3 separate regions of the Mus musculus genome follow, and regions 2 and 3 are each linked to region 1. Evidence: chromatin loops called from intact Hi-C (ENCODE). Cell type or tissue: heart. All regions are shown on one strand.

The links. A loop is a pair of places that touch in the nucleus more often than their neighbours do. Peaks named below come from ENCODE experiments on the same cell type or tissue, not always from the same donor. Only the 100,000 strongest peaks of a DNase experiment are listed, where the experiment ranks them.
Region 2: it touches region 1 in a loop (2.6-fold over the local background); 3 of 42 quality-filtered maps call a loop at or near these places.
Region 3: it touches region 1 in a loop (2.2-fold over the local background); 3 of 42 quality-filtered maps call a loop at or near these places.

What each region holds. Positions count from the first base shown.
Region 1 is chr1:151,497,763-151,505,762 of GRCm38, reverse strand. Rnf2 (ring finger protein 2) reads left to right here and starts at 4,772. Exons shown (of 7, transcript NM_011277.3): 1 at 4,772-5,044. In heart, no CTCF peak of the experiment used is centred here; DNase peaks (open chromatin) are centred at 4,812 and 5,472; H3K4me3 peaks cover 2,851 bases; H3K27ac peaks cover 1,911 bases.
Region 2 is chr1:151,752,103-151,760,102 of GRCm38, reverse strand. Edem3 (ER degradation enhancer, mannosidase alpha-like 3) reads right to left here and starts at 4,729. Exons shown (of 20, transcript NM_001039644.2): 1 at 4,376-4,729; 2 at 320-365. The coding sequence starts at 4,536. It overlaps 2810414N06Rik (RIKEN cDNA 2810414N06 gene), which reads left to right and starts at 5,085. Exons shown (of 2, transcript NR_151475.1): 1 at 5,085-5,260. In heart, no CTCF peak of the experiment used is centred here; a DNase peak (open chromatin) is centred at 4,892; H3K4me3 peaks cover 2,731 bases; H3K27ac peaks cover 1,734 bases.
Region 3 is chr1:151,548,667-151,556,666 of GRCm38, reverse strand. No RefSeq gene overlaps it. Among named protein-coding and RNA genes, the nearest start is that of Niban1, 19 kb to the left of the region's middle. In heart, a CTCF peak has its summit at 3,111 (motif pointing left); no DNase peak of the experiment used is centred here.

The sequences.
Region 1 (8,000 bases):
CTATATAACAGGCAATCATAGGGAAGCTGCTTGGAGCATGGATGGAGACCTCCGTGTGGGGGATATATAACAGGCAATCGTAGGGAAGTTTCTACTGTTAAGTAATAAAGTCAAGGCAAATCAAGCACACGTGGGCTACTCTGCCTCATGTACACACTGAGATCAAGGAATCCCTAATCATCATTATCTTAACACATTTCTCAAGCAACTACTAAGTACCAAGCACTGTGCTGGTCTCTAGGAATGCAAGACTTACTTCATCAAGGGCTGTATAATGTATTCTCAAAACAGTTAACAAAGTTGTTGGCATATATTAGGTGCTCAGGAAAGCTTGGCTGAGGTAAGCTAATCTTATTCTGTAATATAACCATAGGCTAAAGACATTATAATGTGATTTTTTTTTAGTTACTTATCAGTATTACCCAGTTTATAATGTGATTAGGTGACTATTGCTTCTAAAGTCTTTAGGGGAAAATAATATTTTTTATCATATTTATAGTTTATCATATATTATAGTTCATCTAGTCATCTACCTATTATACTTACATATAGCGCTAATGCAATATATTCTTCTACTTAAAATTTTGATGTCACTTTTAACATATTTATTAAAACTGTTATTTCAGGATTTTATAAGGCTGGCCTCAAACTCCCTATGTAGCTGACTGTAGCCTGGAACTTCTGTTCCACCTACCTAGTGCTAGATTACATGGTACAAGCATGAACCACCAAACAGGGATTTCTGCAGTGCTAGGGATCAAACTCGTGGCTTTGTGCATGCTAGGCCAGTGCTCTAGACATCGGTTACATTTCTAGTCCTGATATTAATTTTTAATTTGTTTGCTTTGTTTTTGAGACAGGGTTTTGCTATGCAAAAAGCTTGCAAGCTTCTCAGCTTCCAGAATGCTGGGATTACAAGTGTGCATCATTGTAATTACCTTAGTTCGATGGTCTGTACTGTACAATTAAACAAAGGGAACCAGATAGCATGTTCATAATCTCAGCATTTGGGAAGCTAAGGCAGAAGAATTGTGAGTTTGAGGCCACCCTGGGCTTCTTAATGGCTTTGCTTTAAGAACAACAACAACAACAACAAACAAAACAAAACAAAAACTCTGTGTACTGAATTAGTGGTTCAAACTGTAAGCCAAGTACTTGGGTGGATTGTACACAGGAGGATTGTCTGTGAGTTTGACGCTGTCCAGAACAGCTTGCCTCAAACAAAGTAAAAAGAAACAAAACAATCTCCAACTCCAACAAAACAAAACAAAAAAACAAAAACAAACTGAGCAGCCAAGTCTGCAAACCCACCGATTCCCCCAAATAAGAAAACAAAAAGAATGGAGAGGAGATTGGAAAGTCTACATTAGATGACAGGAAACATGTACAGAGCTTATTTTTGAAGGCACAACTTTTTTCTACAGCCATTGTTTGGGCTTGCTCCTTTGAACATAACTGTAGCCATTTTGTATTCAGCCTTTTTGTTTGTTTGTTAGTTTGTGTTAGTTTGTTTTTTGAGACTGGGTTTCTCTGTGTAGCCCTGGCTGTCCTGGAACCCCACTCTGTAGACCAGGCTGGTCTTGAACTCAGAAATCTGCCTGCTTCTGCCTCTCAAGTGCTGGGATTAAAGGCATGTGCCACCACCGCCTGGCTTTGATAAACTATTTTTAACTGAGATTTTTGCTCATATGGTTTGTGTGGCTAATCTTGAACCCCCAACAGTTATAGAGTAAACTTTCTTGGAGTTATTCATAGCATCCATGAACTAACTGGTGGCATCTCCATTGCTAACATTACAATTATTCACTTATAACTCTCCTTTTCTCTGGGCAGTGGTGGCACACGCCTTTAATCGCAGCACTTGGGAGGCAGAGGCAGGTGGATTTCTGAGTTCGAGGCCAGCCTGGTCTACAGAGTGAGTTCCAGTCCAGCCAGGACTGCACAGAGAAACCCTGTCTCAAAAAACCAAAACCAAAACCAAACCAAAACAAAACAAAAAACCCAAAACCAAACACACACACACACACACACACACCCCAACTAACTCTCCTTTTCTTCCTGAGCTAAGTTCGAGAATGCACCATCCTTGTAGATGTATTGACTTGGGTAACTGGTTCTGGCCAGTGGAATTCCATCAGTGATCGTGTCTCTTCCAAAGTAAGTTTTTGAAAGCTCCCGGTTATTCTTCAGTTTCTTTCTTTCTCTGCTACAGAGAATGAATTACTGTGACTCAGGTGCATCGATGGCTATTCTTAGTTGTCCATTTGACTATATCTGGAACTAACAAAAACCAAAAATGGAGGGGTATTTGCTTAATTTGAAGTGGGAAGATCCACTTCTAATCTGGATCTTTGATCTGGGAAGAGGCCTCTTTAATCAGGGCCACAGCTTCTGCTGGAAGTCTTTGCAAGCACATGGAAGAAGGAAGTTTTTGTTCTTTGCCTGCTTGCTCTTGCATTGCTAGCAAAACCATTCCTTCACTGGCATTGGAGACCACGTCTTTGGGATTCCTGCGTATACTACGGACTAGCTAAGATATCCCACCCTGTGGACTGAACTACTAGACTCTTGGACAGTCCATTTATAGGCAGCCATTATTGGGTTAGCTGGACTATAGCCATAGTGAGTATAATAAATTCCATTTCTCTCTAGAGAGAGATTCATTCTATAAGTCCTGTTACTCTAGAGGTCCCTGACTAACACAAGGGCTACAGCTAAGAGATTGAGGTCTCTGTCAATCTGGTTTCCAGAGAGACTGGAACAGTGATTTTGATTCTAATTAATCACTAAGGATGAGCAGGCGATAAACCTGTGTTGTATTGAATCTAAAGGTTTTAGAAATATTTCTTACCAAATGGCAGAACATAACTTTCCTGTTTAAGCCAATCTAGGATGATCCATTCCAAGTTTTTTGGTTTTCTTCCAGACAGGGTTTCTCTGTGTAGCCCTGGTTGTTCTGGAACTCACTCTGTAGACCAGGCTGTCCTTGAACTCACAGAGATCCATCTGTCTATGCCTCCTGAGTGCTTGGATTAAAGGTGTGGGCCACCGCAGACTGGTCTCATGCCAGTGAAGAGGTAAAATAGATGAAGTCACACTGATTTGTTAGAAGTATCTTTGTACTAAAGGATTTTTAGCCCAAAGTCTAACTTTTTAAATAATTTTTAATCTAAATATCCCATACGTTTTCTTCTTTAAAGACAATCCTACTGTGACCCTTTAAATAGGATATTAGATTTACCTGTATCTTCTGTGCTCCCTATAAATGACGGCCTTCCTTAACACTGATTGACTGGCTTCAAGCAGTTACACATCACGATTTCCAGAAGCGTTTGAACTAGAGCAAAGAGTTCTCAATTATGAACATTCCGCTTTGATGGAAGGTCAGTGTTTCTGCTCCAGACTACCCGTCTCCAGAGGATGGAGGAACACAACACTCGGGGTTATTTTGGCTTTGATTCACATCCCGGGAAAAGTTTAACCTTGGGCTTTTTAAATTGCTAGAGTGGACAGTAAGTGTGAGCACCAATCCTGGTTGGTCACATCTGGGATTAACAAAACACCAAACAACTGAGCACACTCGTGAATGTTTTCTTGATTGGATCATTCAAGCCTTGAAGTCCCATCTGAACTCTTTGCCACACCTTCTGTGGTAGCATACAAAAAAGGAAGGGGTGAGTAGAAAGCTTTCGCCAGCAAGATCTGATGCTGAGACATTACTTTACTGATATTAAAAAACACTTCTTTGGATTCCAACATAGGCCAACGACCCGCTGACACAGCCAGCACCAAGGGCTTAAAACTACTAGGTTCTTCACCTTGTAGTTTGGAGACAGTACTGTTGGCTTAGACCACAGCCTGTAAGCCACTCTAATACCCACCCCACCTCTCTCTATATTGCATATACTTAATATCCCCCCTCTCTATATGCTGAATATATTTAATATATATGCATTCTATTAGTTGTTTCTATAGAAAACCCCGAATAATACAATAAGTAAGAAAATTTTAAGCCACAGAAAAGGAATTCCATAATAACGTTACTGGAAGCTATAAGCCACCTCGCCCAATTTCAGTGCAGTGCAAATTAAGTGCCTTCCCATTTATCATCTGCTATTCTTGATTATCCTTTCAAGAGACCATGACCAATGAAACATTTTGAAGTTAGGGAACTTTTTTTCCTACGTGTTACTTAAAAGTTAAATGCAGGAATTACCGAGTGACAACTTGCAGGCTATTTTTTTGGGTAGTGGTGGTGGTAATGACAACTATCTATGGCTACTTATATTTTCAAATTCAGAACACTGAAAGCGTCAAGGAGGTCGATATAAAGAGTAGCAAGGAGATCATTAGGGACGTACTAACAAGCGCCTATTTCCAGAGTTGAAGGTCACTTTCCTTAGATCTTGCTGGCTTTGTATGCCTTAGAGATCCAAAGTCCGGAAAGTTCTGCAGCAGAAACCCTGAGGATTTACTTGGGCTGGGATGACTACGAGGACGAGGACGAAGTCAGGGGCTGGAAGCCCAAATCGAAACCTCAGCAGCGGGAGGGAAGGCGCAACCTGTGGGCTCAGACAGGCCCAGAAAGGCTCCAGGACGGGGGAAACAGACAGAAAGAAGACGCCCAAGTCAGCAGGCGTTGGCTGGGGGCTGCGCCGGCGCTGGGGGCGTCTGGCGAGCTGTAGCCACGGGCGGGGGCGGAGCCAGGGCCAGGGTGTGGGCGTGGCCCGGCGGTCCGGGCCTGCACTAGGCACGCCCCTTCCCCTACGCCAGGGGCCTCCCCGCGCGGTGCGCGTCCGCGTCCCGCGCCTCCGCCTCCTCGCTCGCTCGCTCGCTCGCTCGCTCCTTCCCGCCCTCCCCGCAGCTCCGGCCGAGCCGGCTCCCCCCTCCCCAGTCTCTCATGAATATTGAGCGGCCCCTGTTGTATTTCCCGAGCTCCATTGCGGAAGCCGAGACTCGCCATATTGTGCGGCGGCGCCGGCGGTTGATTCTCGAGTCTCGCTCCGGCCACTGCCAGCGCACCCCCGGGCTGGGGCAGGAGCCGGTGAGCTAGGCAGGGAGGGGGATGGCGACGTCTGCGAGGGCGGCGGGCTGGGGCAGGGGCACCCGGAACGGGCCGCGGCCCGAGCGGCGGCGGGGCTGGGGGTGTGTGTGTGTGTGTGTGTCCGCGGCCGCGAGGGGCCGTGAGGCGATGGCGCCGCCGCCCCCGGCCGTTCGCTCCGCCGCTCGCGGCCCGCCCGGGAGGGCTCATTGTTCGCGGCCCGTGAGCACCGGGCTGGCGAAGCGTCCGGAGCCCTTCGGGGAAGCGCACCCGCGCGGCCCTGGGCTTACGGCGGCCGGGGCCTCGAGGGCGGCACCGGAGCGCTGGGAGAACTTAGCCCTGGGCTTGCTCGCGGGGCCCGGAGGTCGGCGCCGTGGGGGCGGGGAGGGGCGCTCCGGGCCGACAGCTCTCCTTTGGGACCTGGCACCGGGGTGGGCTCGGGATCCCCTCTCGGCCCCACATTCCTGGAGAGCCGCCGCCTGCCCCGGAGTATCTGTTGCCGCCTCCGCGAGCCACGGGCTCACCCTGGAGGCGGTGTTGGGGGAGGGGGCGACTCCGTGGGTTCGAGCTGCTTCGCGTTTTGACCCCGGGCTGTGTTTGCCGAAATCCTTGGTCCACTCCCTCTGCCTGTCGGCTCCCGAGTCCCGGCCCTTGTTAGAATCGTTTCCTCGCTTCAGAAGTCGCCTTCATACTCGCAGAGATATTGTTGTTGGTTTAAAAAAAAAAAAAAAAAAAAAGGTCGGTCTTGGAAACTTTGAGGTTCCTTTCTTTGCTTTTGCCCACCGGAACAGATTACCGATTCATGTCCCCGAAGCCCCGTTGGGTGTCTTTTTAAAGAAGCTGTCGGAAGTTTGTATGCCTTGTGACTTGTTGTGGAAATGTCAGACTTTCTACACGGTGTGTGAAAAAGCTTAGCTAGGCTTTTAAGTATTTGGTATGCGGTTATTTCTTTTGAAATAAAAAAAAAGGAAGGCATAGTGTCAAGTAATTTAAGCCATATTTTAATTAAAAGTACCATAAGTCATTTGCATTCAATTATTTTTTGATAGTTTCGAGATAATCAACTGGAGTACTTAGTGGAATTGGTATCTAATTATTTGTAATTGTTGAATATTTTAATAAAGCAAATGTCGGGTTTTGAGATTTATTTTATTTTTATTTATTTACTTTTGCAAGCGACCCATTCAGTATTTTGAGATTTATTTTATTTTTATTTATTTACTTTTGCCAGCGACCCATTCAGTATTGTCCAGGCAAGCTGGCCTCATACTCGATACTGAGTTTAAGGCAATCCTCCTGTCTCAGCTTCCCTGGTGACAAGATTATAGACATTCAACACAGCTGTCTTACATTTTGTGTCTTAAGTTGAACTTTTAACCTCTGATTTATAAAGAACTTAAACGGCAACAATATTACTCCTGGATATACCTCTTTGCCCTCTAAAATCTCTACTTGCTACAATCAACAGGTATCCTTTTTTAAAGACTTGATGGTAACATCTAATCTATTTAGTAAAATAACTGATAAATATATAACACTCCAGTTGTTAGGTATCACACCAAATATGGGTTTTTACTTTCTCCAAGTTTACTTATTTCTCTAAATCCCTCGTGTGGAAGGGACAGGGCAGTAGTTCAGATGAAGACTAAGTTGTAGACTTTAGACACATAGCTGACTTAGCTTTAGGAGTAGAGACAGGCCATCCTGGGCTACACAAAGAGCAGAGTGGGCTATGAGACTGTCTCACAAGCACAGACAAGGCAAAATCCAAGCCTCTAAAAGGAGACTTTATGATAGCCTTTATATTTGAAAAATAAGATAATGGTCCTCTAATGTGCTGCACAGAAAGCTTTCAGTTAGAACAAATAGTGTAACAGACACTACAGACATACAAAATACTGGAACTTTAGTGGGCTTTGTTATTTATTTAGTTTTGTTTTCTCTGTGGCTCATTTAAGACAGTGCCCAGGTAGAGTACACAGAAATGTAGACTTAAGTCATGTTTGGAATTTCATTAGTCTATTACTGATCTTAGGTTTTTGATGTCAGGACTGCCCAACCTCCTGCCTTGGCCACATAGGTTCCAGGATAGCTAAGAATGGCAACCCAGCAGCATGTCTGTAGATGACAGTGTCTTGTCACAGTGTCAGCTGGATGTGGTGGCACCTGACTTTAATTCCAGCACTTGAGAGGCAGAGGAAGTTTCCGAGTTCTAGGCCAGCTTGGAACTACATAGAGACCCAACCCCACCCGTCATCCCCCAACATACTCCCCCTAAAGGTTGAACACTCTGGACCTGATTCTGTGAGTCTTCGGTATTTCCTCTGTGGGTGTGTGGAGTAGAAATATAAGTTGTGATTTCACATAGATACTTTGAATTTGTAATGAGACCCATAGTGTTTAATTAGAAATTAGCTTTAGTGTGTCAGGAGCTAGCTAGGTAATCATAATGAGTACCTGATTGTAGATGCTAAGAAGGTGGGTGGCCCATTACCAGTTTTGTCCTGAGTAGAAAAACTCCAAAAGAGTTGGCCATGTACTCAATTCTTTTTTAAAGCTTTGTGGGCGTTTGGCAGCTGAAGTGGACTCGTGGATGAGGCTGGTAGTGTGTCCTATTGAGCTGAGCTGCAGTGTGCTACCAGCAATTCCAAGAAAAATGTCTGTTGCCTGCCTTCACACCTCTGAGATTGAATTGCTTCTGTATAACTGCCATTTACTCTAATAGTGAAAAGTTACTTTAAAAGTTAATTTCAGATTGAAATGTCTAGTGAAGGCACACTAAGGGGCAGATTTTAAAAGTCTTAAGAATTTCTATCGATTACTTTCAGCAGATGAGTTGCTTATTTGTAGAGTGGAGCTATTTATTTATTTATTTATTTATTTGAGACAGGATCTCACTATGTAGTCCTGGCTTGCCTGGATCTCCTAGAGATCCAGTTGCCTTTGTTCGCCTCCTAAG
Region 2 (8,000 bases), 250 kb before region 1:
GTTTTCCTAAAGGACATCCCTTACAGCCAGACACAACATCTTTTTCCTCTTTACCTATGTGCATTGTCAACTGCTACCAGAACCAAAGTAAACTGCTTACACACACAGTTTCATGATCTGCTTTCAATTTCTTACCTACTCAATAAATTGATTCCATACGAATCGCCAACAGGAATGCCCTGCTAGCTTACATTTGTCCTGCTTTTTTCAAAAAGCTTTATTTAAAAATATACATTAGTAATTCAGGTTTCAAAACTTCCCAGTTACCTGTGTATAGTTAGTTCGTATAAGCGGTATGCACAGATAGCTTCATACTTACCATATAGTTGCCATAAGCATGATCAAACATTTCCAGGACTTGATTTCTAATTGTGAAAAAACAGAGAGGGAGAAAAGTTATTGTATATTCTATCTACTGCACTTCAGGAACATAATTCTCCCTCATAAAAACACACTAATAAAAACATAAAACAAGCTAGGATACCACAAAGAGAGTAGAGTAATAAGCCTTTCTTACCTCACCACAAGGAACTGGGCCAGGATTTTACTAGTCCTAGACCTGGCAATTTATATAAAACTTCTGGGTTTTTTTTTTTTTTCCTAAGAAAACTATTGAATGATCCATGTCAGAATGGCAGAGAAGGAAAGCAAGTCTTGAAAAAACCACTACCGCTATTAACATTATTATGTAACTTACTCTTGGAGTGGAGCGTTTCTAGACAACTCAAAGCAATAGTTATTAGCACCATTTACTGCTTAGTCTGTAGAGTCTACTAAGGGCAGTAGGGAGGTGGGGGATACTACTATGAAATAAAAACATTTTCTCAAGCCTTTGCCTTGCCCAGTAAGCTGAGTGAAACCACTCATGCCTAGCTAAATACATACCATATTTGTCTCGTTTCCAAAAGATACACTTTCTAATGTACTCTGATCTCTCAAGAGCACTCTCAAAAAATAGAATTCACTTCAAAAGGAAAAATTCTAAGGCTCAGAAGGGAGTTAGAAGGGAGACTTCTAGCTCTCAGGTTAGGGCCGAGGCTGGTCCTTAAACAGGAAGCAGAGAAGGGAGGGAGAAAAGAGGAGAGAGAGACTTGTATCAACTTCCAATACAGCTGTTTGAAATGGAGGTTTTAGGTGCCCAAACCAGAGTCTCAGAAACTGAGAAATAAGTCTTACAATGAAGTGTTATTACAAAAGCTAACGTGAGAGCCAGACGGGGCCAAATCCAATAACTAGCAAAGGAAAACACTGAAGCAAGTCTTCCACTAACACTTCTCTTCCCAAAGTTCCAGATCCTAAAATCAGGGATAGAAAAGGTAGTAAAGACAGTGACTGGCTATATTTTCCCCTTCCTATTATACTACACTGTCATCTTCAGAACAATGAAAGATGACTGTTGATAACAGTGAAGCTTACAGGCAGAAAAGATCTAATATCCAGATCCTGGCTGCAATGACCAGCAAGGTCAAGTATCCTTCATTTTGATGACCTAGATAAGTCCTGGCAACTTTTATGACTATTTTAAAACACTTACCCATTAAAAACAAGACCTTGGTGGCAAGATGGTTCGTTGGGTAAAGGCACTTGCCGCAGAGCCTGCCAATCTGAGTTTGATCCCAAGAACCCACGTGGTGGAGAGAGATAACCAATTCCTGCATGTTGTTCTGTGACTCCACGTGTCATGGCACGCTTGCACACTGGCAAATGTAGTTTTAAAATTCTTCCTGGGACTGGAGAGATGGCTCAGCGGTTAGGAGCACTGACTGCTCTTCCAGAGGTCCTGAGTTCAATTCCCAGCAACCACATGGTGGCTCTAAAATATCTGTAATGGGATCTGATGCCCTCTTCTGGTGTTTCTGAAGACAGGCAGTATATTCATATATATAAAATAAATAAAATCATTCTAAAAAAATCTTCCTACTATTGTGTTAAAATATTGTACATTTACACAGATCCAGAGAATTTCAGAATATTAAGCATTATCTTAGAGAATTCCTCATCTTGCAAATGATAACAATCTTTCAAACATCTTTGAAGTCAAGGCCGCACAAAACCTGCAAGCACTAACATAAAAACAGGATATACTAACTTTTCCTTCTCTGAAGTAGAATAAGTGTTTGATTAATATCAAGAAGGGAAATCTCTTGTCTCTGGAAATGCTACAGCCTAGAGGTGGATCACAGGTTTTAAAACCTCTAACTTGCTAACTCAACTTTGAGAGCTGTCAATTTTCCAAATTATGAGTAAATTATGATTGCATACGAGGGCACACTTTCATCTCTGCAACAACCAGCAAGTCCCATGACATCAACTTCAAAGTGGACCTAGCTACAGAAAGACACAGTGACTGTATTCAACTGTTAAAAAGTCTCTATGGTTTTATATCAACTTAGTAACTGTATAAGACATATTGGAAATCTGATCCTCCCCATTTAAAAATTTTTCATTCCAAAATAATTTCTAAAAATGGTTTTCTAAAGTCACCCTGCCTCCCAACATCAATAAAGCACTGATTTATATTCTCTGTTAACTAAAAATATTAGCAAGATCACTTATCCTGAAAAATATTTTCCCTGAAAGACTACATATGATCAGATATTTGAGTGTAAGCAACTGAGCAGCTGTTCACAATTCCAGTGGGGGGTGGAAAGTGGGGGGAGGGGTGGAGGGTGGAATGGGAGGGTTGGAGGGGGGTGGGGTGGAGAGGGCGGGCGCAGGGGGTACAGCTTGGTTTTTTTGAGACTGAACCTGGGGCTGGCAAGTCAATGACTCATATAGAAATTTTAATAAGAATGTCAAAGAAAATATTTGCAGCCATAATAGAAATACTTCCCCTCCCCCAAATCTTAAGGAAGTACAGCACTGTACAGACTGTGAACTGTGAGATCAGACATAGGTTAAAAATATAAATGTAACCAAAAACCACAAACCTGACCCGCTTTGAGACTCTGAGCAAGTTAACCCTGAATCTCAATGTCCTCATTTGCACAGTGGAGATAGCATCCACCTCGCGATGGAATAACAGTTTTAGAGATGGCATGAGTTAAATGCCAACAAAGTGGGAACATCATTAAAATGTCACAAAATAATACATTAAACTTATAAAGGAAAAGGCAAGAGTCTAGAATTCACTGGTAATTTTGTTTGAATAGATAACACTTCATCTTCTTTTACTCACATTTTTATTTGCTCTGTGATTTAAAAATTAGTATAGTTCTTTTGCAATGGCGGAAGTAAAGAAGTATCTACGTCAGAACCTAATGGCTCCACCTCCCTTTGTGGGATAAGTTACCTGTTATTTTTTCCTGAGTTCAGGCAACTATTTTTTCTTATAAAATAATATGCTTTCTATTTATATATTAACCTACAACTTGCTTTAGTACAGAACTCTTTCTAAATGTATGACACCCCCCCCCAGCCTGTTCTGTTCTGTCAAAATGCACCCCTTTATACACTTATCTCTAATTGTGTCTTTACTTCTGTAGGATAGATTCTCCAGAGAAAGAAATGAATCAAAGAGCAAGCACAATTTAAAATTCTGGAGTTGGTGTCAATAAGTCACGTGGTTTACATCCCCACCAGTTTTCTCACCTCTTCACTAATCAGCAGTGCATTCTAGTGTTCTGTGCTAACCTACCAGACAAGCAAAACCCACCCACTTCACTGTTTTAATAAGCATCTTTCGCAGTCAACTCGCCGTGCTACTGACAGGCACACATTTCCTCTCCTCTCACTTAACTTCACGGTTTTGCCAAAATCCAGAGATTCTCCACTTCGTTCTTAGTCACTTGTGCCACTTCGGATGTATTCGAATTACTGGATTAAATGCTATAAATAGTGTTTTGGAACACTTTTAAGCCTCATAAAACTACTCTAAGGGGGTACACTTAATCGAGGCCTCTGAATAGCATCAAATCGCCTGCTCTAGCTCACAAGTGCCATTTAGGAAAGAAAACACAGCAAGGGGGATAGTGAAGTCTGAAAAGTTCAAGTTCCGGTGAACGCCCCTTTTCCTTTAACAGGTGTAAGCACCGCAACATTTTCCCGCTGGGAGCTCACTTGGGTGAGACATCCAACCCTGCCTCCGCCACCCAGGCGGTAGCCCCTCCACCAGCCCCTGACATGGCAGAGGCGCTGACACAACACTACATATGTCACAGGCTGCCCAGGAGACACTCGACAGCCCCCGAGGTCACATCCCGGGGATCAGCTCCCATCGTCCTGGACCCCGTCCACCGCACCGAGGTCCTCCAGCCTCACCAGCTGTTACAGTCACCACAGAAAAAGTCCACAGTGCGCCGGGGGCGCAATGACAGGCACCTCCACTGCTGGCAGCCGCGCGAGGAAACCCACCCGGACAGCCACGCACCCTTACCCAAGCTTCTGCTTCTCTTCCCTACTCATGGGCGCGGCCCCTGCCGTGCACACGGACGTGGCCAACACCAGACAGAGCGCGGCCGTCGCTGCCACCAGGCTCCATGACGCTCGCTGGGGGACCCGGCACCCACAGCCCCGGCAGCCGCCGGCTTTGCTCATGGCCCCGCGGTTCCGCGCACGCGCAGCTGCTACACCGGCACGGTGGGCCACATTGCGGGCTGCCGGCGGCGAGGAGGCTGCGAGCCGTGTCGAGGGCGGACTGTGGAGTGAGGCTGGCGGCCGCCGGCGCCAAACTGTTTGCCGAAGTCACCGAGCCGGTCCCCCAGCGCCAGCGCTGCCACCACCCTCCGCCCTCCACGGCTCGGAGCACCGCCCCCAGCTTTCCGGTGTCGTAGTCTAGGAAACCGCCTCTCCAAGGCTACTTCCGGGTAGAGCCGAAGTGAGATAGCCTCGGGACCAATGGAGACAGCCTCGGAGAGGGGCTGGCCGCAGCTACAGGACCTAGCATTGGCCCAGAGAAGCGGGACGTGGACAAAAGGCGGGACTGGGCAGGGAGCTGTCCCTTCGATCCACCTCCGACCCCAGGAGTTGCCACCTAGGAACTACTAGTCCCAAGGTGCACCGCTTCCTCCAGCTTGACTACAGACCTACGCGCAGGCGCCTTGCTAGATTTCTGCCTAGTAGCGCCCTGCGTTCTGGGACTTGTAGTCCTATTCTGTAAAGGCCACGCAGGTTCCAGGCGTTCTGTGTTCCGCAAGACCTTTGGCCAACCCTACCTCGTCGGTGGGCTGCCCAGTCCTTGAGACTCGTGAGTGCTTTGCCATTCTCTTCCTGAAGATTTTTTTTTTTTCCTGAGAGCTGACAGAATGAGACTTGCCCCCAGGTCGGTACCGAATGCCTGGGTGAACAGTGAAAATATTCTTCTGCCCTCGAGAAAATGACAACAAAACAAAACAAAACAAAAACTAGGAAATGAACAACAGCTAAATGACTCGAACCTTTGACGACCATGTGAGAGTTTTACTTTCATTAGCGCATATACACAACTCTAATATGTATATATCGTCCTTCTACTTTTGCACACGTAGCTTGAACTTTTGCACAAAGGCTTGGAAGAAGTTAGCAAACACTAATCTAACTCCTGAATTACTCCTCTAATTCAGTACCCCAGCAACTAAGCAGGACACTCAAAATGAAGGAGGCCAAGCAAAGCTAAGAACGTGATTAATAATAGTTATCTTAAAAGCCCATGAAGGAAAGAAGTGTACAATGCAAAAGTGATTTTTTTTTTTTAATTTAGTGAAGACTAGATGTTGTAATGAGTTGCAATGGCTGATTGGCAGGCTAACTGTGGGTAAAATGACAGGTGGGTTTCTCTTGCAAAAGCACATGTCTTTCTTTTGTGCCACTTCAGCAGGTGGCGGCAGAGTTGAGGAGCTTGGATGTGACCTCTGTGGCCACAGTAAATTTCGTATTTGTCCGTTCAGCAATATCGAGCTATCTGAAACCTCTTGCTTTTAATGCCTCACCACTTAAGTCTTATCTCTCTGACCATCCGGGTTACAAAATAACCTTTCTTCCTTCTCTCCTCTTTCAAAAACGCAGGTGTTTCCTGAAGGTTCTGTTTCGACTCCTTTGCTTCTTTGTACTCTCCGGGTTTCGCTTTAGTGATTTCTGACACGGATTAAGTCACCTTGTTGCTCGGATTGATTTCTAGATTTATATCTGTCCTGATCATTGGCCTTACATTCAATTTCCTTTCTGTCTGGTCCAAGAGAAACTCAAGTGTAAAATTATTTAATGCTTCAGACCTGTTTACTCACCCTCTTCTTTCCTAGTGTCCAACCAGTGGGTAAATCACCCAGATCCTTATCGCTACTATCTTTCAGACCATTGCCTTTCTAGTCCACATTTTCCTAGTTCCAGCTCTCATTATCTCTTTGCTGAACAGTTGCAACGTCCTAGTCTCCTCTACACTGCCACAGAGTAAGCTTCGATTTGCAAACCCTCTGAATTCCTCCTCCCTCTGCCTTCGATCTGCCCCTGCCCTCAAGTTCTATTCGACTACGAAGTAAATTCTCACACTCTTTTCCTTTCTTTATCTTTGCTCTTCTATCTCCTCTGTTATTCTGTAATCTTTGCCCCACGCCCACAAACCATTAAGACTTGGCTTAGATTCCATCACCACAAAACAGTTCTAAACCTTGCAGAAAGTGTTCAAACCACTCTCCTTCCTGTTCTTCCACAGTACTCTGTGTCTCTATTAGTGCATTTTTACATCCACTAGATTTTGATCGTTTGAGGGGTATTAACCAGCTTGTTTCTAAATAACCAGATTATTCTAAAAGGCCTAGTGCTGTGTCTCCCCCACTAGACATGTTCAAGAAGTGTTGATTTCTTATTCCTTCAGTTTCCTCACTATAAAGTGAGAATAATATGACCTTTCCCTGTAATCATATGAATACTGTACACATGAGCTCATTTCTGAATGATGTTTATCCCTTTTACAAACCTGCAATCCTGCATTGCTGCCATCCCGGATCCTTGTTGGCAGCCTTAATGACGAAGTTAGCTAAGTAAATAAATACCTTTGAGTTGGTGTGGATGTGGCATAGAGAACAGGACAAGCCAAAGTTCAACACCAATCAGCTAGTATTTGAAAACGAAGAACAAAGACAGTAGAAAAATACCTAATGACTTTCAGATGTATTTTCAAGTCAGTTATTTGAAGGAACTTATTGGCAATAACTAGGTTGATTTTAATATTATGATCGTTATCATTATTACTATTTATTATTAGACTTCTTGATGTTCTAATCATAAAGACTTCTGAGTCTTTGGGTCTCAATAAGACAGTAGTGATCTTGTTAAAGAAACAACGAACTGAAAAGGAAGTCCTGGCCTCAGTGTTTATCTTTCTGCATTTTTGCTTGTCTCCCAGCTAACACTGAAGTTTTAAAGGCTGTCATAAGTAGGCAGGACACCTTCCTTGTTGACTCCCTGAATAATAAGCGTCTTTTCCTCCCCACTGTGATTCAACTTCTAGCCAATAGTTGAGTCCATGTTTCACTAACCTCTGCAAAATCCGAAATAGGAAAATCTGGTGTGACCTAAAAGGAATTGGGAGTTAACATTTCTAAGCTGGAGATTCATATTCAGTATGGAAACACATTCACAAAAGTACATTTCAAAGTAGATCCCATTTTAACCCATTAATGGGAATAGGAATTATTAGCTAATTGCCAATTTATGGACTCCTGGGAAATTTTTCATTTGTTAGTTTTCAAACTTATACATGAGTAATCTTTTTAAATGATATGGAAGTTAATTTGGAGAGCTTGGAGTTGTACAGAAAAAAAAAAAAACCAATATTAGTGGAAAGCACCCAAGGGGAATAAGAGAGACGGGCTTTTTAAAGAATGTAAAACAGTTTTTTAGATGTGTAGAGCCCATTAAAATTAATAAGGGCAGTTTATAAAGTGGTGCCCTTTAACTGGCTAAGAGTTTGTTTACACAGCCTTGTATCTTACGCAAATATATATGTTCCCTTTCCTGCCTGGATGTGTCAGAGGCTACGAAGGATTGTGGGTAGAAAACATATGGACACCAGGGAGAGGCTCCAC
Region 3 (8,000 bases), 51 kb before region 1:
CTCATGGGTCCAAGGTCTGGTTGCAGCGAATGGGCTTTTAGGTCCTGAGAACCCCGTGATGGGTTCATAATATGATCATTGTCTTGGGAGGTAGAGCTAGAAGCAGGAAGTCACTAGAAGCCTTGGAAGTATACCTTAGAGCCCTCTCTTCTGCCCTCTTAGTCTGATGAGATGACACATTTGGTTCTACAGCATGCTTCCCACAGTGGTATTCAGCCCCACGTCAGGTCTACAGCAATGGAGCTAGCTGACCATGACCTGAAGCCTCTGAAACATGAGCCAAAATCAAACATCTTAGTTTAGTTTTGTTTTATCATTTTTTGGGGGGTTTTTTGAGACAGGGTTTCTCAGTACACCCCTGGCTGTCCTGGAACTCACTTTGTAGACCAGGCTGGCCTCAAACTCAGAAATCTGCCTGCCTCTGCCTCCCAAGTGCTGGGATTAAAGGCGTGCGCCACCACGCCCGGTTTAAAACATTTTAGATAAGAGGAAAAATCTGACGAACACTAGATGATAAGCTGATCAAGAAAAAATACAAAATGAAATTAGATAGATAGATAGATAGATAGATAGATAGATAGATAGATAGAGGAAGGATGTGCAAAAATGTTTTGTTTTGTTTTGTTTTGATTTGATTTGTTTTGTTTTGTTTTGTTTTGTTTTAATCAGGGAGGCAAACCAGCAACAGACAGGAAAGAGATTTCACTGAATTAAGGATGCTCATCACTGGAAACTTGAAAGGTAAGCTTCACACACAGAACAATTAAGGAACTGGAAATGTAGCTCAGTTGGTAGAGTGCTTGCCCAGCATGCACAAAGCCCTGGGATCCATCCCCAGCATCACATAATCGGGGTATGGTGGTACCTGCTTGTAATCCAAGCATCTGGGCAATATAGGCGAGAGGATATCAGAGGTTCAAAGGCAGTCCAGTTACATAGGAAATCAAGAACAGCTTGGCCTAGAGAGTCTGTCTTAAAAAAAAAAAAAAAAAAAAAAAAAAAAAGCTGGGCATGGTGGCTCACGCCTTTAATCCCAGCACTTGGGAGGCAGAGGCAGGTGGATCTCTGAGTTCAAGGCCAGCCTGGTCTACAAAGTGAGTTCCAGAACAACCAGGGCTATACAGAGAAACCCTGTCTCAAAAAACCAAAATAAATAAATAAATAAATGTTTTTTAAAAAAGGAAAAAAAGTCCAATACTACAGCCAGTACACTTACTTTATGCCCAGCCTATCGTCCTTGAACAATGTATTCAATAAGCTCTTCTTAAAAAGAACAGCTGGGGGGCTAGAGAGATGGCTCAGCAGGTAAAACCACTGGCTGCTCTTCCAGGGGTCCTGAGTTCAACTCACAACCATCCGTAATGAGATCTGACGCCCTCTTCTGGTGTGTCTGAACACAGCTACAGTGTACTTAGATTTAATAAATAAATCTTTAAACCAGAGCAAGTGGGTCTACCAAGATGGCTCAGCTGGTAAAGCACCCAGTGACCAATCTTTGATCCTTGGAGCCCATTTAGAGGTAGAGAGAGCAAGTTCCACAAAGTTGTCTTCTATATGTACACCATGATGTGTTTATCTTGCGTATCACGGGCACATGCATGCGCCACACACATGCATACACACACACAACACACACATACATACACATTGCATACATATACATACACACACATGTACTCTCACACAAATACACACATGTACGCATGCTCCTGTACACATACACACATGCATGCACACATACAAAGAGAAGCACTTAGATAACTTCATTTTTGCTGCATAAAATACAAATAAATAAAATCACCTAGCTGATTAATCTAGTATGAGAGTCAAGCAGAATAGATTTAAGGTTTTAGTATCAAACCATGTCTATTCACAGTACAAGATTCTCTGGTTATATCAAATACTGTTTCTCACTTTCAAATCAGTGTCAGTTTTAAAACAATTTATTCTCTCTAAAGCCTCCAAAAGTTAATCCATATTCCAGTGGCCTTTTGACCTTTTTTACTTTGTTTTTTGTTTTTGTTTTGTTTTGTTTTTTATCTTCTGGAGACTGGCTTGGATCAACATTAGTAGGAAATAACAAGCTACAGATTATTTATTTCACACCTCGTGGTACCCCCAACGAGAACGACAGCTTGTAACAACTAGACAAAGTAAATTATTGGAAGGTCAGATTATGATAAGGCCTTGCTAGCTAGATAATTAGCAGGTATGGGTCACCAGCCTGTCTGTCAAGGATACACTTAATAATGAGATAAGTAACACACTTTAGCATTCATGATGCCTTATAATTCCAGACAGGTGTTCTCCCTTAACCCTTACAGCCAGGCCACAAGGGGAGTCTAAACATCTCTATTTTCCTGTTTGGGACATTAGGCTGAAAGAAGTCAATAAAGGTCTCTACCCCAAATTAAGCACTAGAAAGCCAGGCAGAGTGGTACTCACCTGTAACTCCAGCATGTGGGATACTGAGGAAGGAACATTGTGATTGGAGGCCAGCCTGAGCTACTTAACAAGATAGAGGTTGGGGGCTGGCAAGAAGGCTGAGTTTTTTTTTTTTTTTTTTTTTTTTTGGTTTGTTGACAAGGCTCAGTCTTTATGCCAGGCCTGATAACCTGTGTTCAACCCTAGGACCCACACGGTAGATGGAGGGAACCAACTCAGACAAGCTGTCCTCTGACAACCAAATCCACACCATGTCAACATCTGTCCCCCACCAATGAATAAAAAAATGTTAATTAAAAGAAAAAAACTGCTTAAAGATCAAGGTCTGCCTGGGTTACATAATGTGACCTTGTCTCAAAATAAATAAATAATAATTAAGAAATGACAGAACTCTCCGGTCAGTGGTGGTGCACGCCTTTAATCCCAGCACTTGGGAGGCAGAGGCAGGCGAATTTCTGAGTTCGAGGCCAGCCTGGTCTACAGAGTGAGTTCCAGGACAGTCGGGGCTATATAGAGAAACCCTGCCTCTAAAAACCTAAATAAATAAATAATTAATTAATTAAAAATTTTTTTTTCAAAAACAAAAATCTCCAGGGGCTGGTGAGATGGCTCAGCGGTTAAGAGCACTGACTGCTCTTCTGAAGGTCCTGAGTTCAAATCCCAGCAACCACATGGTGGCTCACAACCACCACTAATGAATTCTGATGCCCTCTTCTGATGTGTCAGAAGACAGCTATTGTGTACTTATTTATGATAATAAAAACAAAAACAAAAACAAAAACAAAAATCTCCAAACAGGGGTAGTACGATGGATCAGTAGGAAAAGATGCTTGCTGCCAAGCCTAAAGACCTAAGTTTGATCTTCAGAATCCGCAGGGAAGGAAAGTACTGATTTCTCCAAGTTGTTCTGTGAGTTCCAGCTATGTGCCATGGCCCGTGCAAGTGTATACACACACACACAAACATACACAAATAACTGCAATAAAAAATGTTAATGCTTGACTTTTAATTAAAAAAAAAATCTCCAAATAGATACAGCCATAGTCTTTAGCAGAGTAGTGCTACCAACCTGTACTAAATAAATCCCAGAGACTGAATAGCTTTTTGATTTTCAGGCAAAGTCCCTGTGAGGTCCAGGCAGGCCTCAGATGTCCCAGTGTTCCATTCCTATCATATCCCACCATGCCCAGCTGGCTTAACTTTGTTATTGCTGTTGATTGTTTTCCTTCCTCCCTCCCTCCTTCCCTCCATCCCTCTATGATTCCGTCCTTCCTTTTTTCTTTCTTTCTTTCTTTCTTTCTTTCTTTCTTTCTTTCTTTCTTTCTTTCTTTGTTGTTGTTATTTTTCGAGACAGGGTTTCTCTGTATAGCCCTGGCTGTTCTGGAACTCACTCTGTAGACCAGGCTGACCTAGAACTCAGAGATCTGCCTGCCTCTGGGTCCTGAGTGCTGGGATCAAAAGTGTGAGCCACTACAGCCTGGCTTAATGTTTAATTTTCAAGACCCTGTGTTGCTATGTAGCACTGATGGCTGAGATCTCAATATGCAGACTAGGCCGTCTGGAACTCACGGGTGATCTTCCTGTCTCTGCCTCCTGAGTATTGTGGTCATAGATATTATGTGTCACTTCACTGGCTTTGGTTAATGCTTTTAGTGTAGATTTGAATCTGCGGTTAAAATGAAATATGTAAATGAATTACAATGACTTAATATAGCATCCCTTATTGAATTAGACTCTAGCACCAAGTGAGACAAGCAAAGGCTGCTAGGAAATCACTGATCTGGTCAATTGTTGGACGTCCCACAGTTTGCCATGAGATTGAGAATAATAATCATAGTGCTGTCTTAGAGTTTTACTGCTGTGAACAGATACCATGACCAAGGCTAGTCTTATAAAGGACATTTAATTGGGGCTGGCTTACAGGATCAGAGGTTCAGTTCATTATCATCAAGGCAGGAACATGGTAGCATCTAGGCAGGCATGGTACAGGAGGAGCTGAGAGTTCTACATTTTCATCTGAAGGCTGCCAGCAGAGTACTGACTTCCAAGCAGCTTGGATGAGAGTCTTAAACCCATCCCCACAGAGACACGCTTACTCCAACAAGGCCACACCTTCTAATAATACCACTCCCTGAGCCAAGCATATACAAACCATCATACTGACCTTGACTTATATTCTTTCTCAATCTCTCTCTCTCTCTCTCTCTCTCTCTCTCTCTCTCTCTCTCTCTCTCTCTCTCTCTTCCTCTTCCTCTCCCTCCCTCTCTCTCTCTCTCTGCCTGCCCAGAAAGTACAAGACCCCGGGCAAAAGCCCCAGCACTGAAGAGAGAGACATGTGCTGTAGATGATAAATGTTATTTGACCTTAACTTCCATGAAACCAATGTGAAAACAGCAATTCTTTCGAAACTTCTGGTAGCCACCCACTGCTCTGTTGGACTCTGTCAATAACATGCATTGTTGTGAATTCCCTAGAGAAAGAATCCCCATGGCTAGGGAAACAACTACCCTGCGCTGGGTGTTGCAGCCCAGGCCTGTAATCCCAATACTTGGAAGGCTAAAGCAGGTGGATTATGTGTTTAAGGCCAGCCTGGTGCTAATTTGAGAGTGTGCTGGCAAAGGCTGAAACCCAATAAACTCATTTCCAATGGAACACATCCTCCCTTGAGATCAGGGAGCTTTGGCCAGCTCCTGGCTGCCCAGTTCAAAGCTCCCCCTTTGAAGTTAGGATGGTGGTAGTTCTTTTGTTTTGGTTCTGTTGATGCTCTCTATACCTTCCTTTCACTTTCAATGAGGTCTCTGTTGGTTGTTTGCTTTGGGGGAGGTTACTAGCAACCAGTCGCCCAGAGATCCTGCTTGCCTTCTAGTCTCCATCCTGCAGTACACGTGTGAGTTTAATTTAGTGCCTGCTTTTCAGTCTAGACACACATTTGTCCCAGAACAACAGGTGACGTCGTCTCTACCTAGGAACATGCTTTTCCTAGACAGGCTTGCAGCTGAAAGCACAGGGTATTTTGGTGAAACGCTGTGTCGAAAGAGTTCTTGCCTGCGTGATGGGGGTGGGGTCACGGGAGAAGGAACGATGTATTTCTTCCTTAGCTTATCATAATTAGAGATATTTGTGTGAAAATAGGGTCTCTGTTGCTTAAGTGTTGCTCAGCTCCCGCTGACGGGTGCTCACTCCTAGGCAGCGTCCTTTGTGATATAATAGTTAGTTGCTGCGGAGATGATTACCCTGTCATGGAGAAAAGAGACTTATGAATTTAAATGAAGAGTGAACAGCAGGAGCAGAGGAAGCCAAGCACTTCATCTAATTTAATTTTCTCTTGCCTTTTTAATATACGTTACATCATAAAGTTGGATGTATCCGCTTAAATAACAGTTGCAAGACTGCTGGTGAATGATGTGGAAAGACATTTTAAACGGAAGGGCCAGCTAGAACACTGTCATCCCATGTGGAGGCAAGAATTGGTTCAAACACCAGATGACGATAAGTGCTTGCTATTGAGCCATGACCCAGTATTTAAATAAACAAGCCGTTTAGATAGTTCTGTTATTGTCCAACTTTTGATGAGTTGTTGAGGTGATGGAGGTGTTAGTCATCAAATAGGAAGCAAAAGTTGCTGTAGACACGGGGTTTTGAGTTTGGCACAACCCTACTACATCTACTCTCGATGGGGTGTGTTCTTGGGCAGGCCTGTTACTACACTCTGAACTTTAGTTTCCTTAATTCTAAAGTTTAGATAAGTTTGTGGGGTGTTTTCAAGACTACCAACGGATTTGAATGCCTATGGTTGTAGCTGTTCATAGTTATACCTACGTAACAGAAATATTATAAAATCCTAGTGAATTTGTGAAATTGTTTTTTCCCCCTTTTGTTTTTTTGAGACAGGGTTTCTCTGTTGTAGCCCTGGCTGTCCTGGAACTCACGCTATAAACCAGGCTGGCCTTGGACTCAGAGATTCACCTGCCTCTGCCTCCCAAGTGCTGGGATAAAGGCATTTGCCACCGCCACCTAGCTGAAATTGTATTTTTTATTCTTGTAGATGTCGATGTAGATCAGACAGACTTCCTTCCTATTGAGGATAATGGCTTCCAATCCAGAATTTTGATAGGCGGAGAAAGAGGAGCTGAGAGAGGCACACCAGCTTTTTAACTTCCTGGACTTTAACAGGCACACATGGCTTCTATTATAGATCACTGGCTTCCCCCACCCAAAGGGAGGCTCAGGGAAGAAGGAGTTATGACGTCATCGGTGAGTAGAAAGCCTCTGGTACATCACCACTACTCTGTCTACCAAGAATTTATGGTTTAACTGACGAGCCAGCTTGAACAGCAAAATCCAATCCAGGGTCAAGAACTCGTGTGATGACTTGATTGAGACCATTTTCATTTCCACCCAAAACGGGTATGGTGGCCAAAAGAGGGATACACTTGAAGCTAACTAGGGAAGCAAGATAGTACTTTTTGGACAGAGGTTGGCAGTGTATGTGACTGCTGGCTTCCTTACTGAAGCACAATCTCAGATTCAGCAGCCTTCGCAAACAAAGAAGCAGAGTGTCCTCTGCTTCACAATGTAAAAGCCACCACCCCCACCCTCACCCCAACTTTGTGTCTGATAAGACACAGAAGGGACAGTGACAACAACCTTCTTGTCTTTTTTTTTTTTTTTTTTATCACAGCTTGTTCATTATCCATCTCAGACCACTGACAACTCCCCAAGTACACCCCGCTGCAGTCAGACTCTGTTCCTTCGCCCGTTTGGCTCCTGCCTGGAATGTTCCATTCTCTGCTTTGCCTTCAAGGACTGAGACTCAAATCTCCTTACTTGAAACCAGCTCCTCCTCTCCGAAAGCACAGCATTTTGCTTGCGTGGTGCAGAGGAGTGATCATTGTGTTCATCTCTGCCAGAAAACTGTGGTCTCTGAGAGGTCACATACCACATACACTATGAAAGAAACATTTAAGGATCTGAAAATTCTTGATTCTCCTTTTCCTCTTGCAGACATTCTATTTGGCCTTAAAGTCCACAGAGTATTCTTATGTTAATTGTTAACAAAACATTCTATTCGCTACACTAGTACTCAAAGACTCAAGTTTGAAATCCTGATATAAATCTTGCCTTGGGGCTGATGAGTGATTAATAGTTACAGTACAACTTCATTCCTGGCATAAGACTAACTTTTAGTACATTATCCCTGCAGCACTTCCCACTTGAAATCTGCTTGGGAAACATGGTTTGGCCCTTTCTTCCTGAAAGCTGCCTTCTAAGCCTTTTTACCAGCACACGAGTCACCTCTTATTCTTTACGATAAAACTGCTTTCCACGGTCACCCCAAGCCAGCTGATAGCCAAGCACCCTGAATGATAGATATTTTCTTTGAGTGAAATCTAGTACTTCTCCTAGTGATTAGTGATATGTGCTGATGAAATAAATCTATATAGCCTGAGAGGGGGTGTGGTAGTGCATGCCTGTAATCCCAATTTTTTAAAAATTTTTAAAATTTTTTATTTTTGGTTTTTCGAGACAGGGTTTCTCTGTATAGCCCTGACTGT